2 separate regions of the Homo sapiens genome follow, and region 1 is linked to region 2. A link is an interaction called in ENCODE POLR2A ChIA-PET data of the cell type or tissue named here. Cell type or tissue: HepG2. All regions are shown on one strand. Each heading gives the region's core, and the rest is flanking DNA. Links, peaks and the distances in the headings are about the cores only. Region 1 overlaps SLC17A2 (solute carrier family 17 member 2). Region 2 holds the start of H2AC1 (H2A clustered histone 1).

What was found. ChIA-PET counts read pairs that join two places held together with the same protein. Peaks named below come from ENCODE experiments on the same cell type or tissue, not always from the same donor. Only the 100,000 strongest peaks of a DNase experiment are listed, where the experiment ranks them.
Region 1: POLR2A ChIA-PET joins it to region 2 with 9 read pairs; 3 of 35 experiments call an interaction of 5 or more read pairs at or near these places.

What each region holds. Positions count from the first base shown.
Region 1 is chr6:25,906,402-25,914,740 of GRCh38, forward strand. It overlaps SLC17A2 (solute carrier family 17 member 2), which reads right to left. Exons shown (of 12, transcript NM_001286123.3): 11 at 8,179-8,269; 12 at 6,353-7,050. The coding sequence ends at 6,916. Among named protein-coding and RNA genes, the nearest start is that of SLC17A2, 20 kb to the right of the region's middle. In HepG2, for the core only: no CTCF peak of the experiment used is centred there; DNase peaks (open chromatin) are centred at 1,190, 4,090 and 7,570; H3K4me3 peaks cover 331 bases.
Region 2 is chr6:25,725,685-25,734,023 of GRCh38, forward strand. It overlaps H2AC1 (H2A clustered histone 1), which reads right to left and starts at 878. Exons shown (of 1, transcript NM_170745.3): 1 at 379-878. The coding sequence starts at 843. The coding sequence ends at 448. It overlaps H2BC1 (H2B clustered histone 1), which reads left to right and starts at 1,093. Exons shown (of 1, transcript NM_170610.3): 1 at 1,093-1,661. The coding sequence starts at 1,225. The coding sequence ends at 1,608. It also overlaps a transcript of SLC17A1 not described here, the pseudogene H2BC2P and the pseudogene H2AC2P. In HepG2, for the core only: no CTCF peak of the experiment used is centred there; no DNase peak of the experiment used is centred there.

The sequences.
Region 1 (8,339 bases), core at 40-8,039, 180 kb after region 2:
TGAACATATATTCTGGCTGGGCAGGTGGCTCATGCTTGTAATCATAGCACTTTGGGAGGCCAAGGATTGTGGATCACTTGAGGTCAGGAGTTCGAGACCAGCCTGGCCAACATGGTGAAACCCCGTCTCTACCAGAAATACAAAAATTAGCCAGGCGTGGTAGTGGGTGCCTGTAATCCCAGCTACTTGGAAGGCTGAGGCAGGAGAATTGCTTGAACCCAGGAGGCAGAGGTTGCAGTGAGCCAAGATTGCGCCATTGCACTCCAGCACGGGCAACAGAGGGAGACTGCATCTCCAAAAAAAAAAAAAAACAAAAACCTCATATGTCCTACAAAGCAAGTGATAAAAATCAAAATATGACAATGGGCTGAGAGGAAAGGGAAACTAGTAGTATTAAAGAAAGTTTTTAATGAACAAATAATGTTAAGGCGGATTTTTTTGTTTGTTTATTTGTTTTTGGCCTTTTTTTTTTTTTTTTTTTTTTTTTTTTGAGACAGAGTCTCACTCTGTCGCCGAGGCTGGAGGGCAGTGGCACTGTGTTGGCTCACTGCAACCTCCGTCTCCTGGGTTCAAGCAATTCTCCTGTGCTAAGGCAAATTTTTAAGGATTATAAATAGTAAATATTAGAAGGGATACTGCTTAAAAATAAACAATTTGGATAGCTAAATGGTCTTCAGACTCTTTTGATTGTACAACATGTAAAAGAATTTTGAAAACTTTAGGCATTCCTTTGAATATTTTTAACTTGATTTCTAAAACTTTTCATCAAAAAATAAATTGTTTTGTAAATAAAAGAAAACATTAAACATGTTATAAGATGAAATAAGATGAAGAGTGACTATAATTAGAATAAGTATTTCATGACATAAGTTTATTTTAATAAAAGTTCTAACCACTTTATTGTATCATTCATATCAAGTTTTTTAAATATATATTGAAATTTGGTGCTCTGGGAAAATATGCCAGCTTCATTTGAAAGAATGAGTTCCTATCCTGTACTGCTTCAGTTATTCTGAATTCAGAACATTCCCACTCTGGCCAGTCCTCTCTTATAATAAAACATACAATACTGTGCATATTCTCAGTGATTAAAAAAAATACACACAGCAGATAAAAGAAGAGGGAGCAGGCAAACCAAGAGCCAAGGTGAATGTGTTAATCATTAGCAGGTTATCCCCAAACCAATATTTGGAAGTACTCCTTTGTTGACAACCAGAAAGTGTTTACACTTCAGGCATTGCACCTAAATAAAGTGTGGATGCCTTTCCTTTCTAAAGTGGAAGGAGGGATATTGTGGACATAGGCACATTCTGAGGCAATTTTAGGAAATAAGTTGAAATTGATGGAAATTGAGAAAGACTTTGGAAAGTGTTTGCCTGCCTCCACTACCAAAAAGTCCATGGAGAAAGCAAAGTAAAAGGTCCAAAAATGAAAGTCAGCAGAAACCAGAAAGATGGGCAACAAGGTTTTACCATACAGATAAATAGAAGAGAGATTCTTAGTAAAGAAAACAAATTGAGGACAATCACTAAATAAAACAAAATCGAAGGAAACTCTAAGACCACCAGCCAAAAAGCAAGAGAAAATGATTAACACCTTGGCACATCTTGGTGAAGGAATTCCAGGATAAAGAGAATCCTATAGCACCTAGCCTAAACATAGCTCTCCTACAAAAAGTAGCTGGCTAACTAGACTTCCTCATATTGGACATCAGAAGAGACTAGCAGGAAGTCAATACTGTTCTGAATAAGACAAATTGTGGAACAAAATTTCTGTTCCCAGCTAAGTTAATATTACAATGTTTTAAGGCTCCACAGTGATCATAAAGAGTACTATGAAATAAATTCTCAGCTACTGTGGGACTCAGAGGCTCATCCAAGTACTGCTCCAAAAAAATACTCCATTGAAATGTTTTGAGATGAAGAAGGATAAAGGATGGACATGAAAAAACAAAACAAAAAACACTTCATTGTCCAGGGGTATGCTAAGTGAGCAAGAAGTGTCCAGCACTCAAAATTAAGGAGGCACTCACTCTCATGTGCCAATTCTGTTCTTGCATGAGCCTAAGAAAGGATGCCTCCTTAAATATTGCTTCCTGGGCACCTCACTTGCCTCATCTTGGTTTCAGCCCTCAAATTATGTTCAAATAACAGTGAAAAGTATAATACCCAACAGAATGCAAATGCTATAATTCTTCTATGGAAACTACTCAATGCAAAATTAATACATTAACTGCAAAAGGTCAGAGCAAAACTTCCAGAGAACAGTAGTGAAACCAAGAGTGAGATGATAGGATGCCTCAGTGTGTCTGTTTTCTTATTATATATAAGGAGAGAGACATGGCTAGGCATGGTGTCTCATGTCTGTCATCCCAGCATTTTGTGAGACCAAGGCAGGAGGATCCCTTGAAGCCAGCAGTTTCAGACCAGCCTGAGCAACACAGCAAGATCCCTGTATCTACAAAAAAAAAAAAAAAAAAAAAAAGCTGAGAGTCAACAGCCACTTTTTTACTATATAGGTTATTAACTTGAGAAATAAAGCATTAAAAGAACAATGAATTTGGGAGCACAACACAGCAAAATGTAATCTGCCCACAAAATTGGACTTAGAGGAGCAATTTTCCTCTAAGCTTTAACCTGTTTCATAATTAAATGAAAAATAAATAAACTATCCAAAACAAAATTTATATGAAGTAAAGCAAAGGGAAATAGGACATAAGCTTGATAAAAGATAAAGCTAATCAAATATAAAATAAAAAGACAAGCAGGGCTGGGCGCAGTGGCTCATGCCTGTAATCCCAGCACTTTGGGAGGCCAAGGTGGGTAGATCATCTAAGGTCAGGAGTTTGAGACCAGCTTGGCCAACATAGCAAAACCCCATCTCTATTAAAAATACAGAAATTAGCCAGACATGGTGGTGCATGACTGTAATCCCAGCTACTCGGGAGTCTGAGGCAGGAGAATCACTTGAACCCGGGAGGCGGAGGTTGCAGTGAGCCGAGATCGCGCCACTGCACTCCAGCCTGGGTGACAGAGTGAGACTCCGTCTCAAAAATAAATAAGTAAATAAATAAAAGACAAGCTATTCTTAAAATTAGTAAATGACTAAGTAGTCTAATGAAGGAGAAAGAAAGCACACATGCAATTGGGTCAGAAGTACAAAGAAGCTAAAACCTCAGATATAGATAAAATGAATATATTATTAAAAAGATAGCCTGATAAAACAGTTGAATTTTTGCAAATATACTTTAAATAGTGTGTAAAATAGATGATCCTCCAAGATAACATAAATGGTCAAAATTGATCAAAGAAAAATATAAAACCCCTTAAAAGACCAGTAACTGAAGGAAATTGAGAAAGTTATCAAAGTCTCCTCAAAATGGCTTTCAGCCTGCATGATTTTTACAAACCAATGCTTTCAAGCTTTCAAATAACAACAGCAATTATAAAAATTCCATTCTAGTCAATCTTTTTCAGAGTAATGGGGAAAAAGGAAAGTTCTCCTTTCTTGTTTTTGAAATCAGCATAAGCTCCATATCCAGACACAAAAAAGATACACAAAACACATGTATGCATACAGAGCCAATCTCATATATCAGTACATCAGCCAAAGTCCTAAATAAACTATTAGTGAATCAAATTCTGTCGTACATCAAAAGAATATTCAAGGGAAAGCTCAACATTAAGAAATACATTAATATAATTCATAATATTTAACAGTCAAGGAGAAAAAGTAAGTCATCTCATCATTAGGTAGATGACAATAAACTATTTGAGAAAAGTGAATTAATTTTCATGACTATTGTTAGAAACAATCCTTTAGGGATGGGGAGGGGAGATGAATTAGAAATGTTTCCTATCAGTTCACAATTGCATCTATTCTGAAGCCATTAGGAATGTGAATGGTAACTCTTCCTCAAACCATCACATAAGGAAAGATACCCTGAAAGTCTGACACACCGAAGTCATCTGTCAGGAATCAATCAGAGAAGCTGCTGGGAAAACCTCAGAGAAGCTGCTGGGAAAACCTAGGCATTCTGAGTCATCATTGTTCTTATCACCCGTGGCAACTGATGCAATTGGAAGCAACTGATGCTTTCAGGGTCATGGTTTCTTCAAAGCCTGAGCTCATTAATTTTGCTGTTTGAGAACTTGCAGTTTGATCCAAAAGCTGACAGCATCGATTGACCCATTGCCTTCCTTCCTGCTCTGATACTGGAAGTTCCAACAAAAGAGGAGGAGGAACAGGACCAAGAAGAACATGAAAGCAGAGGACCAGGGGCCGGGCGCGGTGGCTCACACCTGTAATCCCAGCACTTTGGGAGGCTCAGGTGGGCGGATCACGAGGTCAGGAGATCGAGACCATCCTGGCTAACATGGTGAAACCCCGTCTCTACTAAAAAATACAAAAAATTAGCCGGGCATGGTGGCAGGTGCCTGTAGTCCCAGCTACTGGGGAGGCTGAGGCAGGAGAATGGCATGAACCCGGGAGGCAAAGCTTTCAGTGAGCTAAGATCGAGCCACTGCACTCCAGCCCGGGCGACAGAGTAAGACTCTGTCTAAAAAAAAAAAAAAAAAAAAAAAAAGCAAAGGACCGAAGGACCAAGACCCCTTCCCAACTGCTCCATTGGTCAAAACGAAGTCAGAGCAGAAGCTCTCAAAAGGATGATACTTTGAATTTGCTTTCTGTTTTATTTTCTACATTCATAAACGTGCACAAATCATAAATGTACAATATTCACAAAGTAAACACACATCCAAGTCAAGAAATAAAATATTTCTAGTACCCCAGGAGCACTTCTTAAGTACCATCCATCCAGCCACAACCCCCATCCCTGCACAAGGGAAATCGCTCACTGATTTTTAACAGGACAGATTGGTTGTAGCTGTTTTTAAAAAGTATTTTATAAACCTTTAAAAGAATGTGCGTTTTGTCTTCCTTTAATCAATATTGTGCTTATGAGACCCATTCATCTATTATATATTGGGGTCTGTTAATTCTCATTGCTATACAAATAGACCGTGGTTTATTTACTCATTCTTTTTTTAACAGACAACTTCCTGTTCAGGCTATTACAGATAGTGCTCCTATGAACATTGTTGTACATGTTTTATGGATGTATATGTGCATTTCTAAGTAAAATGTTTGAGTCACTGGAATTGTACATTTAGCTTTAGGAGATATTGCCGAGCAGCTTTCCAAAGTTCACATTCGTAACGTATGAAAGTTCCAGTTGCTCCACATGTCTGGCAACATTTTGTTTTCCATCTCCTTTCATTTTATCCATTAGTTAATTTTATAGTGGTATTTCATTGTAGTTTTGATTTTCATTTCTGTAATGACTAATGAAGTTGAACATCTTTTTATATGTTAAGGAGCCACTTACATTTTCTCTTTTATGAAGTCCCTGTTCAAGTCATTGGCCCATTTTTTAGTTGGGTTGTCTGTCCCCCACCCTTTTTTGTTTTTTTTTTCTCTTTTTTCTGTACATAATTTGACTACCTATTATACTATGTCTTTCTTTTTTCTTCTACTTCTTCTTTTAGTTTTCTGCAAACCCCCTTTCCTCTTTGTGTTGTCAATATCATGAAGGCAAAATCAATGTTCTCATCTTAGTACCACCCTCAGGGCCTGACACTCTGTTTTTCTGAAAAACTTGCTCAAAAATACCCATTGATTTGCATTAGGAGATTCTCTTCATCTGCTGAATTAACCCAAGGTTCTTGTCCAAGCAGTTTTTTAATAGGATTTAAAATATGGTGGGAACTTCTTCTCTAGACATGTTGTGGCAAAACCAGAATCAGTTCTGTGTGAGGAGACAAACTAAAGGATATGTCTTAAGTGTTAGGAGCCAAATTAATTCCTGTTAGAGTTGACGCTGCCTATCTGAGTATCTTGGGAAAGTAAGAAAAATATGAAGAAGGTTAAATTATCTTTTTCTACGCTCAAAAGGAACTTCTCTTGTATGTGATACACTTCTATGCCTTGTATGTGATACATTTCTATGCCTTTTCTCATCTTGTTATGTCTTCAATATTTTTCTCCCCCATATAAATTGTCATTTCACTTGAAAGTGTCTCTGTCATCTCTCTCCAATTTTCATTATATGGTCTAAACTATATTGCTATCCCTTCTGGAAGTGTCTACATTGCCTTCCTTCACATTCATTCTTCTCACAATACAAGCCTTCCAGTTCTATCTTCTCTGTCCTTGATTTCTAAGTTAACCTCATTTATTTAATCTTGTATTGGTCATTTTCTCATCATTAATCTCTTGCAATTGGGCTAGGATAAATAAATATCTGTTTAATCTGATGGAAATATCTGGATCTAAATAATTTGAAAATGGTCTATTTTATTTTAGCATGTAAATTTTAATAGAATTTAATCACATAAATAAACGTCTATGTTTTACAATGTATAAAAAATAATAAAAACTTTAATTCTGGGGATTATAGCTTTACAGTTCCGATCGGTGCTGAGATCTGTAACATATGGCTACAATTCCGAGCAGATCTTCTCTGCATCCAATAACCTGCCCCACCATGAAGATATTTATCAGTGATCATTTTCACATGAATTTTTATTTATTTAGTACTTTCCAATGAGGAAAATTCAAAGGCCACATGAATTGACTTTTCAAGTTTGTCCAGCTGTTGTCAACCCCGGGCGCATGCTAGAAACCTCTAAGGAGTATCTAAAAATTAGTAGTATCTGGGTTCCACCCCAGACCAATTCATTCAGAATCTCTGGAGTGGGTCCCAAGTATCAGTGTCTTATAAAGGCTCCCCAGGGAAGACTAACACACAGCCAGAGTTAAGAACTGCTGAGTCTATGGTCAGGAATATGGAGAGAAGTAAAAAATGTTTAAAAAGTTCATGCTCAGTACCACATTTAAGTTTGTAACTTTATGTCCTCAGAGGCGGGTAAGGGTCCTCTCTTTGGCCCAGTCTTGAAGTTCTGCTTGTCCAAACGTGAGGTAAAAGACCAGGCCAAACATGTTGACTGCAGCAGACAGGAAAAAGACATTCCTCCAACCAGACTCAAAATCCTAGATGTAAAAAACAGAGAAAATGATCAATCTCACAAGTTCCTTCTACACCAGTTCTAGTAGCCCTCCCAGTTGTGTATTGCAATGTTGATCACAAGGAATATAAGGAACAATGTGCAGTAGTTACTTAAGAAAGTTTATGAAACTATTGGAAACAAAATGGCCAAAATGCACATGGGGTTCTGAGTTGAGATGGTTATTTCTTTAAACAAAAATAAAATACACTAATGTTTTTCTGAAAATTTGGATTTCAACATATAATATTACTCATTTAAAATTATGCCTAAAATGGCATTGTGGCATTGTGTTTGTGTCTTCTCTGTTTTTTTTTGTTGTTGTTGTTGCTGTTTGTTTTGTTTTTTTTTGTTTCTGTATTGGCTGTTGACAACTATCACTACAACCCATCTCAATTCAACATGAGTTCTCTTTGGTCTTCTGTGTGACCCTCCTCAGAAAGCCCTACTAAGTCATTTCCAGCATTATAGTCACAGTGGATTCCTAGCAGTTTAGTCAAATATTAACCTGGGAACTTGATCACATAGAAATGTAGTAAAAACAAAACTTCTCTTTGTAAGTTGGTTCTCGTCAGTCCTTCCATCCCTGCCTGGGTCTGTCTTTTCATCTTCCTCATGAGCCTGCATTTCCAAACACCGAGCAAGCCTCCTTGCAATGTCTCACAGCCGATCTGTTTCCAGACATTAAATTATCTTTAAACTGGCCTAGGACACTTTGTTTCCCTTTTGTGATTTTTTAAAAATTGGATTAGTCTGAACATATTCTTCATGATCTTCTTTTGCCCCTCTGTCTTCGTCTCTTGCTATTCCTTGACATGTGTCTTTCATTCTGGTCATAACTAAGAACTGTTTCATGCTCATGTACCTCTAGGAAGTCACACGTGCTGTCTTCTGCACCGGAACAGCTCATTTTAATCAATCTAACATCTATTCATCTTGAGAAAATAAGCTTATATTTTTCTTCCTCTGGGAAATCTGACCTACCAGAGTCTGATTTAGAGGCTCATGTAAATAGAGTAATTGTGTTGCCATCCAGATCTTTAGAGCACCGTGTGTATCTCCAACACCTAAAACAATACCTGCCACTTGAAGATGTTCAATAAACTGGCCCAACCTGACTGATGAGGAATCCAGTGGCAGTGGAAGAGATGATTCCTGCGATGAGCCCAAATCCCCTTGAGATTCCCATGAGGAAACTTGCATATCTGTGGGAAGATGATTTTATAAATGATTTTATATAGAAAGCCACCTACAGCTTCTGCAGCAACTCAACTT
Region 2 (8,339 bases), core at 15-8,014:
GCCTCCCGGACTCATGAACAACCCTCCCACCGCAGCCTCCCGAACAGCTGGGACTACAGGCCTGCATCACCAGACCCAGCTAGTTTCTGTGGGGACAGGGTCTCAATTATGTTAACGGTCAAGCCCCAGGCTTGAACGACCCTCCCGCTCCAACCTCCACTGAAGTGCAAGTACTGACTGCTCACAAGCGTTAAGCCACCTCGCCCAGTGACATATATAACCAAAATTACCTCAAACTAATGGCCGATGGAACGCTCCTTGAAAATTCAGTCCCCGTACATTCCCGAAATGCGCTTAAACGGGCATTTGTGACAGGCAAGTAAGATGGCTGGTTAACAGCAGTAACGTTTTGTAACGTACAGCCTTTTTCTGAGACGGTAGGTGGCTCTGAAAAGAGCCTTTTGTTTTTTCTGACACAGAAGTCTTTTTACCAATGACAACCTTAAGTTACTTGCTTTGGGCTTTATGGTGGTGACTCTCAGTCTTCTTGGGCAGCAGCACTGCCTGAATGTTAGGCAGGACTCCGCCCTGGGCAATGGTCACGCCGCCCAAAAGCTTATTGAGTTCCTCATCATTGCGGATCGCTAGCTGCAGGTGGCGGGGAATAATGCGAGTTTTTTTGTTATCGCGAGACGCATTGCCTGCCAGCTCAAGGATTTCTGCTGTGAGATACTCTAACACTGCCGCCAAATACACTGGTGCGCCTGCCCCTATCCGCTCTGCATAGTTTCCCTTACGAAGCAGACGATGGATCCGGCCTACGGGAAACTGCAAACCCGCTCTAGAAGAGCGAGACTTAGACTTGGCGCGTGCTTTTCCTCCCTGCTTCCCTCGTCCAGACATCTCCTCGCATCAAATTGCAGCAACACGAGAACCACATTTCTAGGGCTGCTACTGGGCCTATTTATAGTCTGACTGAGGTTGGCATTTGCTATCTGATTGGCTGATGGCCGTCTACCCAATCAGAAAGTCGTACTAGAATCGCCTCATTTGCATTCACGCCACTTCCCATTGTCCAATCAGATTTTGGATACCGAACGCGGCGTTTGAGGGCCGTGCCTATAAATACCGCATCTTTCATCCTCCAGTTCTGTTTGTTTACTTGGCGAGACTTGGAGCTGAGGTCATTTGGAGCTGTTTAATACTGAAGAGCTGTTGAGCACTGGAAAGTGCTGTGTAACCCTGGAAAAGAACCGTGTAACGCTGCAGAAGTGTGTGGTAGCTATGCCGGAGGTGTCATCTAAAGGTGCTACCATTTCCAAGAAGGGCTTTAAGAAAGCTGTCGTTAAGACCCAGAAAAAGGAAGGCAAAAAGCGCAAGAGGACCCGTAAGGAGAGTTATTCTATTTACATCTACAAAGTGCTAAAGCAGGTCCATCCGGACACTGGCATCTCTTCGAAAGCTATGAGCATTATGAATTCCTTCGTCACTGATATCTTTGAGCGTATAGCGAGCGAGGCATCACGTTTGGCTCACTACAGCAAGCGCTCCACCATTTCTTCCAGAGAGATTCAGACAGCAGTGCGCTTGCTACTGCCGGGAGAGCTGGCTAAACATGCTGTGTCTGAGGGCACCAAGGCTGTCACTAAGTACACCAGCTCCAAGTAAGCCTGCTAAGTAAACGTCATTTCTAACCCAAAGGCTCTTTTCAGAGCCACTTAAACATACTGAAACAGCTGTGGGCTTCGTTTTTGTGTAGTTTCTAACCGTAAGGGTTTTTTTTTTTTTTGAGGCGGAGTCTCACTCTCCCAGGCTGGAGTGCAGTGGCGGAATCTCGGCTCACTGCAAGCTCTGCCTCCTGAGTTCACGCCATTCTCCTGCCTCAGCCTCCTGAGCAGCTGGGACTACAGGCTCCCACCACTACACCCGGCTAATTTTTGTATTTTTAGTAGAGACGGGGTTTCACCATGTTGGCCAGGATGGTCTCAAACTCGATCTGGTGATCACCCACCTCGGTCTCCCAAAGTGCTGGGACTACAGGCGTGAGCCACTGCGAATATATCCAAATCAGCTGTGGGCCGAGGGTAGACGAACTAGTTGCAGCAAGACAATCCTTGCTAGGCACCGTGACTCGCCTGTAATCCCAGCACTTGCAGAGGTCGAGGCTGGCGGTTCATGAGGTTAAGAGACGGAGACCATCTTGGCCAACAAGGTGAAACTCCGTCTCTACTAAAAATACAAAAATCAGGTGGGCGTGGTGGCGTGCACTGTAGTCCCAGCTAATTGGGAGGCTGAGGCAAGAGAATCGCTTGAACCCAGGAGCCGGAGATTGCAGTGAGCCGAGATCGTCACTGCACTACAGCCTGGTGACAGCGAGACTGTCTCAAAAAACAAAACAAAAAAACCCCCTAGTTTGTATAAAAGCTACATGCTGATACTGGTATATTTAAGGTTAGCATTACACATAATAAAACTAAAAAGCGCAGCGACATAGACAGTATAACTTGCATTATGATCCCAAATTTTAAGACCTCACAAAAAGGGAATAGTTTAGAGGAAGTTACGTTTTGTGCCACAGGTAAGTCAAGGTGTGGAAATGATTGTGCGAACTCTGGAGAACTCACAAATCTGGTTAGCAGGAATTAAACGGATTTAAAATGTCCCTTAATTTTCTTAAATTTATAATAGTTTCCTTCATTGTCATGTTACTGGTTGTTGGACTCCATCTGTAAGAGCTCCCAAGCATTAAACTGATTTCAGCCACCTTAAAAATGGATCAAATATTACTTCCTGGAAACCTGTGGTTAGCTGGAATTCTCAATTTGTTTAACGCATCTTCATTTAACCTTTATCTTTTAACAAAATTTTGGATATGTATATGTGCTTTCTCTACATTAAAAAGTTAGTACCGGCCGGCGCGGTGGCTCACGCATGTAATCCTGCACTTTGGGAGGCAGAGGAGGGCAGATCACGAGGTCAGGAGATCGAGACCATCCTGGCTAACATGGTGAAACCCTGTCTCTACTCAAAATACAAAAAATTAGCTGGGCGTGGTGGCACGTTCCTGTAATTGCAGCTACTTGGGAGGCTGAGGCAGGAGAATCCCTTGAACCCGGGAGGCGGAGGTTGCAGTGAGCCGAGATCGCCCCACTGCACTCCAGCCTGGGTGACAGAGCGAGACTCCGTCTCAAACACAAACAAAAAAATATATCAATGTATAACAAGACCCGTTAAAATAAGTGCCCCCACACTTTTGTGAACAGTAAGACAGTCCCTGCAAAGCCCCTGCATGCTTTAGCTGGGAAATCTTCCAGGGAGGTGACAAATTGGGGGGAAGGGGCATCTAGCATCTATGCTCACCTTGTATTGGGGATGGGATCATCTCTAATCAGGGATTCATGCTTCTCTAACACCTTGGAAAACAGCAGGTATCACATAGCTGCCAAATAACCTGTCGACTTTGTGACCACTGTCAGACTACCCTGATTACCCAAGGACTTTTAGGCTTATTTGGGCAATAGATAAGTAGGAATACCAGCAAATAAAAACTGTTTTCAGACCAAACTTCATGTAGCTTTTATATCAGATGTATTTTGGCTGCAAATAATAGGAAATGCTAGCTGAACTGGTTGAGATAAGTAATGCAACCAAACAGGACAACATAAAGGCAGAGAAGTTCCACCAATAGGATAATCACAGCCCTGGCTCCACTACCCTGCAGTCTTGCCTCTGCCCTTCTCCACACTGTGACTTTGCCATCATACTAGTTACAGTTGCAAGTGTTCATGCAGAGAGGATAGGATAAAGTAAAGGCAGGAAGAGTCAGTCTATTCCACTGGGTCTTGGATTGAAAGCAAGAGGAGTCTTCCCAGAGGACCCGTTCCTCTCAGGTCCATTTTCTAGAACTGAGCTAGTTCAGGTGCTGCCTGAGTCATTCACCTACAGAAAACCACGGGATGGGTGTGAACTGATCATCTACCTTCATATATATTTGGCATTTTAAAAAGTTAAATATAGTTCTGGGTATTTTGTTTTTGTTGTTACTGTAAATGAGGTATTTCCTATTCATTATTTTTTAACTTTTTTTGTTATATATGTAAGACTGCTTTCCGTGCATTTTTTTTTAATATCCTTCTAGTACCTCACTGAATTGACTTATTTTCCTATTGGTTTCTTGATAGATTTTCTTGAGTTTTACATGTTTGCAATATAGGTTGAGCATCCGTAATCCAAAAAGCTCCAACATTCAAAACTTTTATTGTACTATTGATTTCTTTGCAAGTCTAGCTGATCCTATACACAGCTTAATATAAATTTCTAAGTGCATGCAATAAAATACTTAATACTATTAATAAAACAATACCAAATTGAGTTTTCAAAATATTTTTTAAAATGTGTGATATAGTAATATTTGTGCTTCAAATAAGATTGAAAATGGTAATATTTTAGTGCATACATTGTGGAAAACAGTATAGAATTTCCTCAAAAAATTAAAAATAGAACTACCATATAATCCAACAATCCTACTACTGGGTATATATTGAAAGGAAATAAAATCAGTTTCTCAAAGAGATATCTGTACTCCCATGTTCATTGCAGAATTATTCTCAATAGACAAGATATAGAAAGAACATAAAGGTCCTTCAGGAGATGAATGGCTAAAGAAAATGTGGCATACATACATAATAGAATACTATTTGGCCTCAAAAAAGAAAAAGAATTCTGTCATTGGCAGCAACATGGATGAACCTGGAGGATGTTAAGTGAAATGAGCGAGGCACAGAAAGACAAATGCTGTATGATCTCATAAGTGGAATTAAAAAAAAGTTGAACTCATATAAGTAGCAGAGTGGTGGTTACCAGTGGCTAGAGTTGGGGAGTGGTGGGAAGATATTGGTTAAAGGATATGAAATTTCACTTAGGAGGAATAAGCTGAAGAGCTCTATTGTACAATATGCTGATTATAGTTGGTAACAATATGTTGTATTGAAAATTGCAAAGAGTAGAGTTTAAGTGTTTTCATAAAAAATATGTGGGGTAATGCATATGTTAATTAGATTGCCATTCCGCGATGTATACATATTTCAAAACATCATGTTGTACACAGTAAATACACAATTTTTGTCAATTTAAAAAATGAAAATAGTTGGGTGGAGAGTGGTTTTTAGGGAGGCAAGATTAAGAGCAGTGAGATTAATTGGAAACTAATTCAGGTGTGAGATCATGAGTATGCAGACAAAAATGTTAGCGGTGGAGATGGTGTATAATCAGACAACAGAAATATGTAGGAAGTAAAATTACCATATCTTGAGAGACTGAAGTGGATGGAGGTTGAACAGAGACTATTAGGGAAAAAATACATTTCTGGCTTGGACAACCATGTGAATAGGGTGGTACTCATGGATATAGAGAATGCAGAAGTTCAGGAACAGTTCTGTTGGGATCAACTGGAAATCCCTGTGGAGATAATTCTTAAGCGGCTAAGCAACATAAGAACTGTGATATTGAGTAAGCAGTTTACTGGAGTTCACAGAGACGCAGAAACCTTAGGCTTTGGACCTCAAATTCCAGCAGTTCAAGGGGAGTTAGCCTGATCACTTTTCATAATGTGCAAGAAAAGGAGCGTAAAAAGCACAAGAGATGCTGCAAAGAGAGCTATTCTATTTACATCTACAAGGTGCTGGAGCTGGTCCACCCGGACTTGGAGAATGTTTTGCACACATTATGGCCAAAGTCAAGAAAAAGCAAACAGCCTAATGCTCAGTGCCAGACTTCCCTAAGTGGGGAGCTCCAGGCCTTTTTTGCTGTCATCGTAGAGTGTTTGTAGTAGAAAACGTCATAGACAAAAAAGCCGTATTTCCCCATGGCACTGTCCACAGAAAGAATATCCCCATGAACCCAGGATTACGGGAGCTCCCATTTAATTGCCTCGGCTGTGAGATTTTAGCTTTCACCAATACTGGGGCAGATACAGTTGATTAATGCAAAGTTTAGACTTAAAGATAACCATGTTATGCCTAGTCTAGGAAAAAATTATCAGTCTGGCAACGAGGCATACTCTATAATAAAATAAACATTCTACAGCCCTATTAGAAACTTTCATTGGCTCTTAAAAGAGCCTTTGGTTTGTGGAGCTCATCTGCTGGCCCTATCATGTTTTACTTGGAGCTAGTGTACTTGGTGACAGCCTTGGTGCCCTCCGACACAACGTGCTTGGCTAGTTCCCCAGGCAGCAGCAGGCGCACGGCCGTCTGGATCTCCCTGGAGGTGATGGTCGAGCGCTTGTCATAATGCGCCAGGCGGGAAGCCTCACAGGCAATGCGCTCAAAAATGTCACTAACAAAAGAATTCATGATACTCATGGCCTTGGAAGAGATTCCAGTGTCCGCGTGGACCTGCTTCAGCAGCTTGTAGATGTAAATAGAATAGCTCTCTTTGCGGCATCTCTTGCGCTTTTTGTCCTCCTTCGAGTTTTAGCAACTGCCTTCTTAAAGCCCTTTTCGGAAATGGTAGTGCCCTTTGAAGCAAGCTCCAGCATGTTTATCTTCCAAGTTCACAGGGAGATCACTAACTGATGTTTGACTGGAGTGAAGCGTGATATTTATAGGCATGGCCCTCAACCTACGTCATTTGCATCCAACATCTGATTGGATAATAGGTAGAGTATGTAAATAAGGCAATAGCAGTAAGGTTCTCTGATTGGATAGATGGCTATCAGCCAATCAATCAGATAATCCACAATCTGCTGTCAGACTAGAAATACGCTGAGTACCCGTTTTAACGGGTGTCTTTTTCCGTTATAACTTTTAGTTTTGGGCTATGTCTTAGACTAGGGAAACTCGGGGGAAGGGTACGCGCTATTCATTCAGAGAGGTTCTGCAGTTCCCCGTGGGCGGTGTCAACGGGCTGCTCAGCAAGGGCAACGATGCCGAGAGGGTCGGGGGCTGCACGCTAGCGTACCTGCCGGCGGTTCTGGAGTACCTGGCCTCCGACACCCTGGAGTTGGCGGGCAACGCCGTCGGAACAAGAAGAAGACCCGCATCATCCCGCGCCACCTGCAGCTGGCCATCCGCAACGACAAGGAGCTCGACAAGCTGCTGGCCCGAGTGACAATGGCTTAGGGTGACGTTTTGCCCAACATCCAAGCTGTGCTGCTGTCCCAAAGGATTGGGAGCCACTACCACAAAGTCCAGTATGAATAACCACCCAAGTTGTAAAAGCCAGCGAAGTGACTTGAATGTCTAATGTCTAGAAGAAACAAAAACAAAAACAAAAACAAAAACCCCAAAGCTGAAATCAAAGGCCCTTTTCAGAGCCACTCAATTTCTGAGAAAGAGCTAGTTTACAAAAGGATTACAAAATGCTGTTTCGTCAATAAGACTACAGCTTTCGTAAACAGGACTCAGAACAGTTCTGGTTATTGGGGTATCCGAAGCAGTTTCCTTTAATACTCGGTAGTATTGACAGCAGAACTTGATGTTTCTGGGTGGAACTGTTTCAGCACCTACTTCAGGTAGGCAGAGCAGTGATTATAGCAGGCTCCTGGAAGGGAAAATGCCATTCTTCTTGGGAAAATGAACAAACAAATTAGGATGTTATTGTGACAACCTATGTAATTCCTGAGAAAAATAATGTGAAGATGGGGAATCATATTTTGGGGGTTGAATTTTAGTTAGAGTGTCGAATTAGACTAAATGATTAGAAGGAAAGGAAGATTTGTAAACTTGCAGCTTTCAGCACAACTCTTGTTGGGAGAGCATGACTGTATGGACATCAGTCAAGGAATGGGCATATCTAAACATACTCCTAGGGCGCATGTTTTCTTCTGCCAAAGAATTACCTTCCGAGAATTCTAGGATGGTTATATGTCTAGAAGACCGTAGCCATGCTATGTTAATAAACCAAAAGATAAAAGGTACATACAGGTATGTGATACCTTACTTATGTGAAGTGCTTAATACACTATAATAAAGTTTATAATGTTTATAAGGTTTATAACATACACACTAAGATACAAACCTATAATTAGCCTTTGGTTTGAGATATAATGGACACACTGAGATATAAATATGTTCATACTTATAAATACTCGTATTTATAAGTATAAAGATACTAATATTTTAGTATGTGGGTTATATCTCAAACCAAAGCCTAATACTGTGTGTGTGTGTGTGTGTGTGTATGTGTGTGTGTGTGTGTGTGTGTGTGTGTGTATGACAGAGTATTGCTCTGTCGCCCAGGCTGGAGTGCAGTGGTACAATCTCATTGCAACCTCCACCTCCTGGGTTCCAGTGATTCTCCTGCCTCAGCCTCCCGAGTAGCTGGGATTACATGCACGTGCCACTATACCTGGCTAGTTTTTTGTATTTTTAGTAGAGACGGGGTTTCACCACGATGGT